Regions from separate parts of the Homo sapiens genome. Here region 2 is linked to region 1. A link is a contact called in ENCODE Hi-C or POLR2A ChIA-PET data. All regions are on one chromosome and are shown on one strand. Each heading gives the region's core, a stretch centred on a gene start or an enhancer-like site at or near the end of the contact. The rest is flanking DNA. Distances are from core to core; before and after follow the strand shown.

Region 1 (3,435 bases), core at 481-2,980:
TCTTAATCTCCGTGACTCCGTATCTCATATGTAAAGTTGGGTTAACATTCTCTCTTTCATCCAGTATGATTATGGGCTTTTAATTAATGTTAAAATGCTCTTTTTTTGCATTCACATGCAAAAGGAGTTATTAAATTTTGGTGCCAAATATTATGATGGTAATGAGAACTCGCTCACCAATATCTCATTACATGTGCAACTTTTTCCCTTAATTTACTGCATAAATCACCCATGGCTACACACAGTATTATCCCTATAGCCAGAACAGCTTCTTTCATCTTTTAGATATCTCATGTTGAAACCAAGAAATACAAGCTAGAAAAAGCTGAGTCTTATTTTAAAAGTTCCCAGAAGGCATTTGTTTTATGTGGTGAGCATAATGATTGCTTACAATAAAAAAGCCTTGAAAGGTCTCACTTGTTCTAAGATTATTCATGCAGCAATTATGCTATTGATGTCAATTTGTTTTTATGATAATATAAACTATTCTGAACCCACTCAACAGTGCATAGTATAATGCTTGCAATCTTCCCCATGACCTCTCTTGCTAAGATACCTATTCACTTCCTTGATTAGAGAAAACCAAGGAATATAGGCATTTTAAAAACAGATAAAAGTTTTGATCATTTGAAATCTAAAAATGAATCAGAACTTGTAATTTTAAAGTGAATAATCACAAAAGAGAGAAATAGCTGGGTACTCTGACTTATATTCTAGATGACGTTATGTATCACAGTACAAATATTGTCCAAGTGAGCTCCCCTAAATTGTGTGTGTGACATAAAGGGAGGGGAACTTGTATTTATTTTGTAGCTTGCCAAGAGCAAAAGGCTGTCTCAACTTAAATTTTGGACATCTTAAGTTTGTTCATCTTAAATTTGGCTTTGGATTGCTATAGGTTTTCGGGTAACTATTCATATTTCAAATGATGTTATTATTTTGCTTCCGAAGGTTCTTACGTGTTTCTGTAGAATAGGTAACATATTAACGTATTTCACTTTAAAAACAGTAATTGTGGTTACTTTGCCTGCGTGAGTCTATATGTAAACGTGTTTGAAATAGTTATTGAAAGAAGATGTGCTCCCTGATCTTAATGAGGTTAAATCTCACTCTTGTTTCACTGTTTCAAATTTTATTATGATCTTAAATTAAGGTTATATTCACATGGACAGAGCAAAAATTCACCACTGGCATATCTATTTGATGCTGTCAGCCATGTTCACAGCCAGTCTGCAAAATTCATTAGTTATTATGTAAAAGGTGCTTTTAATCCTCAGTAGCAGGATTCTTTCCTTATTTACTTTCCTTTTGCCTTGTAGATATAATTTGAGCAAATAATTTGAAGATGGGTAAATAGAAGTTTGACTGAAGCTGATGAAAGTAAGCACATTGATTAATATTCTTATCATTTTTATAAACTGCATTACAGAAATACATAATTTCTGTAAAATAAAATGTAAAAACAGGCATGGAAGTCAGGGCAAAGGCATATGACTAGAGAAAAGTAAAATGAAACCAAATGTGAGGTGACACCTGGAAGGCAGCCTGTTCCTTTAACACACACAAGCACTCATTCAGGCTAAACAGTGTACACACTCATTTCCAGGTGGGCCACACTATTTAGTTCTATATTTTTAGTAGCCCATGAAATGAGGGGAAAGTGGGTTGGGGGAAATGGGCTAAATGTATAGAGTTGAAATTAAGTATGCTTGTGTAATGGCTCTATTGTTCTCTAAAGTGAGCTGTTCAAAGAACAAAATTTTAAAATTCACTTACCTCTGTAAGTTTCAGAAAGGAGGGAAGTGGTGTAGCTGATCATCTGAAAATATCAGATGATATAGCATAGTCCTATTTTTAGCTCTGAAATGCAACCATGGGACTTTAAAACAACATCCAGTATCTTTTGTTAGAGATGCCACAACCAGTCACGACTGGCTGGCACTGCAGAAAACAGAAAGTTATGGCAAAGGGAATTACTGTTGAGAGCAAAGAACTGGGGGAAAGGCGTCATGCAGTCATTGATGGCTGGTGGGTTCGCTCCAGTGGTACAAGAGTTTTGTGTGTGCTTAAAAATCAGAAGCAGCCACATGTATTCAACCTGTGTTTTTCATCATCAATGACTATGGGTGAAAGTGCTCTTGATTTTGAATGCTCACATGTCTGGGTGCCTTTGGAAATGTGCAATCTTGTCTTGGCCCTTTTAGTGACTGGCTTTGTAGTCCTGAGATAATTGCTTCCTATTTCATCGTCTATTTCCTCTCAATACAACGTGAATTAGATGGCCTTCGAAGACCCTTCCAGGACCAAAACTTTAAGCAGGTCCCACAAACCTCACACATATAAACACGATTCTTTTTTTAAACACCTCTACAGTTGAATTCAAGTAGCCCCTATTTCAATAACAGTGAGAGAGAAAAAAAAATAAATCAAATCAAGTAAACAAACAATAAACAAATTAACCTTGTCACTTTGATTTTCTTCTGGTTTAGAATTTAGTCTTTCGGTGTAATTACCAAGAATTTAAATTTTGTTGATTCAAAATTCAGGTTGTCAGGGGTGTCCTTTTCTCTCAAGGGCTCCTGTAACTCCTTGCCCCTGCTCTCCTGGATGTTTCCCTCCTCCTTTTTGTCCTGCTTTACTGCTGATGAAACTGGAGCGTTCCCTGACCCCCCCTAGCAGGACATGCAACAGGGGTGTAGCTTGTCTGTTTGGCACTGTGCATACTCAAACTCCTTACAGGAGGGGGAGCATGCAGATGGGCAGGTGCAGGAGCCGGACCGAGCACCCCTGGGCCCAGGCCCCATGGCAGTGTCTGTGGGTGGGATCCTGCAACCCCCAAAGCCCAAGTGGGCCTGTGTTACAGTGTGCTCTTTTAGCCTTGCTGTCCACGGATGGCTTAAGTGTTAACCAGCTCAGTGCCCTCTTCGTACCTAGGTCTTTGTCTGGTGTCCAGGAAGAATTGGGTCATATATAAACCTGAAGGATGTGTGCAGGGGTTTTGTTGAGTGGTGGAGGTGGCTCTCAGTGGGGTGGATGGGGAGCTGGAAGGGGGATGAAGTAAGAAGATGATCTTCCCCTGGAGTTTGGGCAGCCGGTGTCCGTTCTCCTCTCCGACCATTCGCAGCTGATCTTCTCTTGGCATTCAGATACTCCTTTTTTTTTTCTTTCTGCCATGCTGTTCTTCCGTTCTGCTCTTCTGTTCATTGGCTTGTGGAGTCTGGAGTTTGGGGTTTATATATGTACAGGATAGGGGTGCATGGTGGGCCAAAAGGCAACTTTTGGGCACAAAAACAGGAATGCCTGTTTTCATCTAGTGCTGTGGGTTTCCAGGCTTGCTTGAAGGTGGGGTCTTTGCTGGGGAACCACCCTCTTTCGTGCAGTATTTCCCTGTCTCCTGTCTATACCACTTATTATGGCTTCTGAGTACAAGTGGAA
Region 2 (3,435 bases), core at 400-2,899, 44 kb before region 1:
CTTGCTTCTTCTGCCCTGTCCCTGTAGCCTCTGACCTGTGGCTCTGTCTGGTCTACTGCTCACCCTCACCTCTTGCCCTCATTTCTCATTATTCAGGATTGCTGGTGATACTTATAAAGATTTGCTTAACTTCTTACTGCACTGCACCACTTCCAGAGTGGGAAAACCAGAGGGGGCTTTCAGTGAGAGCTTTTGATCTTGTTTCACCTTTGCTTTAATCTTCCCAGTTTATAAGATGTTGGCAACATCACTTACTCTCAGCACTGAAACTTTGTTCCAGTATTTTACTTTTATAATTTTGTCTGTTTCCGGGAGAAGGATTTGAAACAGACCTGTCACTTCCCTTGGAATTCAAGAGATTACAGAGAATTCTGCATAAATTGCAAATTTTGCATTTCATTTCCTTCTTAAGAATCAAAACACCCAAGTCACTTGATAAAACTTCTTTACCGATTTTTCTTCAGGTCACTCTCAGCATGTGGCTCAGCTCGTTCATTTTTCAGTTGATTCATATTAGCTTCCTTTGGATTTGTCCCCTGAATTTGAAGATGCTTCTTTTGTGAGGCCTATTGCCCAAAATGCTCTGACCACAACCACTCTGGAGGAGTGGGGTTCGTGCCTGAGGGAAAGAAAGGAGAGTAATTGCAGGGAGTAGAAGTGCTTGCATCCACCCTTATCCCTGGGCCACTGTCGGGTAGTGGCTGATAGACTGTAGAGACATCAATTATTTGGATTGGCCTCACTCCACGCTCTCAGTGATCCAGGCCACATCTCTTACTCTCTTACAGACACAATTTATTTTTGTAGATAATCTCTGGCAAAATGTTACTTTTTTGGCTTTGCTGTGCCCTTGAGAGTGCTATTGGGTATCTTTCTCCATCCATCAGGTAATTAATACCCAAAAAGGCAAACAAATCTTAAATATAGTTGGGAAGATAAATCTACTGCAAACAATAATGTTAGAATATAAAAGTGAATATACAGGATTTTTAGATTATCTTCCCTGTTGCCCATTATTGTTACCATAGATGATGAGTTGACTCTAACAGTGTGGACTGTATATCTGTAATTCCTCACCCTATTCCTTAAGTAAATCCCTTATTGAAATGATTTTATATACATTTCCGCTGCTTTCCACCTAACACCTTAGCTGTCTTTTCGAGTGTTATCTTTAAACCATTCCTACTAAATGAGATTTAGACTTTGAACATTATATATTTATATCATCTTTTTAAAGCTTTTTTATAGAAAAAGTATGCATTCTGATTTACTTTGTAAGGACTTCGAGTGATGTCCTTATTTAGAACATTTCCGTTTCTTTCTGACATTTACTAAGCTGTTAGAGAAAACTGATGAGCATAACTTGCTGTCTTCAAGTTACATCAGTTTTTTAGGGAGTTGAATGAGAATACATTAAACTTATTTTTAGAATGTTCCTTTTTATAAATGTATCATGTACGTCATACAGGCTTAGCAACCCCACTAATGTGGGAAGTGAGCATGTCAGATATTACTCCCTTTGCACGGTCAGGCTTAACCGAACTTAGAGAGGGCGATAGGGAACCACTGAAGAAAACTCCAAGTAATACAAGTAGTGGTATTTATAAACCTCTGAGTCAATAATGATTCAGCACTGAAGTACCCTGCTAAGGAGACTGTTTGGTTAAAGTGACATTGGTGTGAAATTAAAGCTGAGAACATTTGCAGTTCTTGTTTGACATTGTGGATATTTGGCACTGTGAGTAGGTAAAACATTTGGTATAAGGCCATTTTACTCTAGAATCATTTGTGTAACTCTTCACAAACTTGAAAAACAAACTTGCCTTCATAGATTCTTCCTCCCAGTTTTTAAAATATTAAAAACGGAAAAAAGACATCCTGCTTAAGTTCATTTAAAATTAAAATTAGATATCTAATTAGATTAAAAAACAGGATTAGCATTTTACAGGATTGGCATTTACTTTATGCCAGACTCATTACAATTACATGCTGTTGGTCTTACAATACCCATTTTACACATTATGAAGCTAAGGATTAGAGAGGTTAAAAGCCTTCTGAAAGTAACATAGCCACTGAATAATTTTCAGTCAAGATTCAAACTCAGGTCTTTGCTGTCAGACAGACCCAAATTCTCTACCCCAAGCTGCCTCCTGTGGCAAAAAGAAGGGAATTGCCATATTTAACTAGGCCACGTCAAATGAGCCAAACTTCCAAATTCAACTTGCGTTTCAAGTAAACTCCCTAAAATTTTAATTGCTAAATGATGGAGGTAACATTAGAAATGGTTTTAAAATTTTGGAGGATAAAAGCTTGATGTAAATGAAGGTGAAACATGTCTATCTTTGGCTTGATATTGGTAAAATTATAACCTCCAATTTTCATTCTTTTTTTCTTTAGAATTTTTGAAGACAGATTCAGGTCAAATTTGTCAGATTGGTGATGATTGCCAAATGTATATTTGAGAATCTTTCTTTCAGAATGACACTGGAATATGATGAGCTTCCTTAGTAGAATATGTGGGGGACCAAGTATTCAGGATTATTCCCTCAGTTGGCAATGTGAGGACAGACTGTACCAAGGATTTTGGAAGGCTTAGAAATACTCAGGCTCAGCAACAGTTTGCAAAGCAGTGTGTTCTTCCAACTGCCCCGGGGCGGGACTCTGCATAATGCAGCCCCCATCCCTCCAGAGAAAATCTGGCTCCTTGAATAACTGGACCATTTGTATTGCTGGCCAAGGTGAATTTGCGGAGAGAGAGAGAGAGGACTGCAGAAATATTGCATTGTGTCTTTTCAGCATGGAGAGTCCTGAGAGCTGCAGAAAGCAAATGTCAGAGAACAAAGCCACACATGTCTGGGTTCACAGAGTGATACATCATTTATCAATCTATATATTAATTTATTTGGGGGTCACAGGATGGCCAACTTTTTATTTTTCAGTTAAGAACATTAAAAAAACCCTACTATCTACTATCATTTCATGAAAGAAATGCTACTTTAAATCTAAAAAGAGGAAGGATATCATATCAGAATAAAGAACAAACTTTTAGATGGAATAGATGTAGCTTCATTAAAAACTCACTCTATTGCACTTATCTCTAATTTTTCTCAGCCTGCTGGAACTATGCCACGGATCAGCACTGCCTACAGACTGTTGTCTGACAATCCCTGAATGGGAAGCAATTTGAAACCAAACATGAGTTCTAGAACTTTAATCCACTCATCAGATCTGAGGGAAGTCTTGAAAAATATGTGCTTTCCAAAAAAGCAGCCTGGGCTTGGTGCAGTGGCTCACACCTATAATCCCTCCTATAATCCCTGAAAGGCTGAGGCAGGAGAATAGCTTGAGTCCAGGAGTTCAAGACCAGCCTGGGTAACACGGCAAGACCCTGTCTCTATGAAAATAAAAAAATTAGCCAGGTGTGGTGGCACATGC

Evidence for each region. Hi-C counts contacts between places; a loop is a spot of excess contacts on that map. ChIA-PET counts read pairs that join two places held with the same protein, here RNA polymerase II (POLR2A). Pooled maps may share reads with other maps.
Region 2: a loop to region 1 is called in a map with no recorded cell type, with 8 times the contacts of the local background. The contact joins two enhancer-like sites. A Hi-C loop is called at or near these places in 11 of 168 maps with a recorded cell type or tissue (CD14-positive monocyte, Caco-2, GM12878 and 8 more), 33 of 37 single-sample maps with no recorded cell type and 19 of 50 pooled maps. POLR2A ChIA-PET finds 5 or more read pairs at or near these places in 3 of 52 experiments (GM12878, MCF 10A and Panc1).

Annotation. Positions count from the first base shown.
Region 1 is chr11:109,954,771-109,958,205 of GRCh38, reverse strand. The region is part of intron 1 of LOC105369484 (a long non-coding RNA gene); the gene reads right to left. Among named protein-coding and RNA genes, the nearest start is that of LINC02715, 130 kb to the right of the region's middle. Within about 2 kb of position 1,730, at least 3 of the 41 ENCODE cell types and tissues checked have a DNase peak (open chromatin) inside an H3K27ac peak, as active enhancers do.
Region 2 is chr11:109,998,330-110,001,764 of GRCh38, reverse strand. No RefSeq gene overlaps it. Among named protein-coding and RNA genes, the nearest start is that of ZC3H12C, 93 kb to the left of the region's middle. Within about 2 kb of position 1,649, at least 5 of the 41 ENCODE cell types and tissues checked have a DNase peak (open chromatin) inside an H3K27ac peak, as active enhancers do.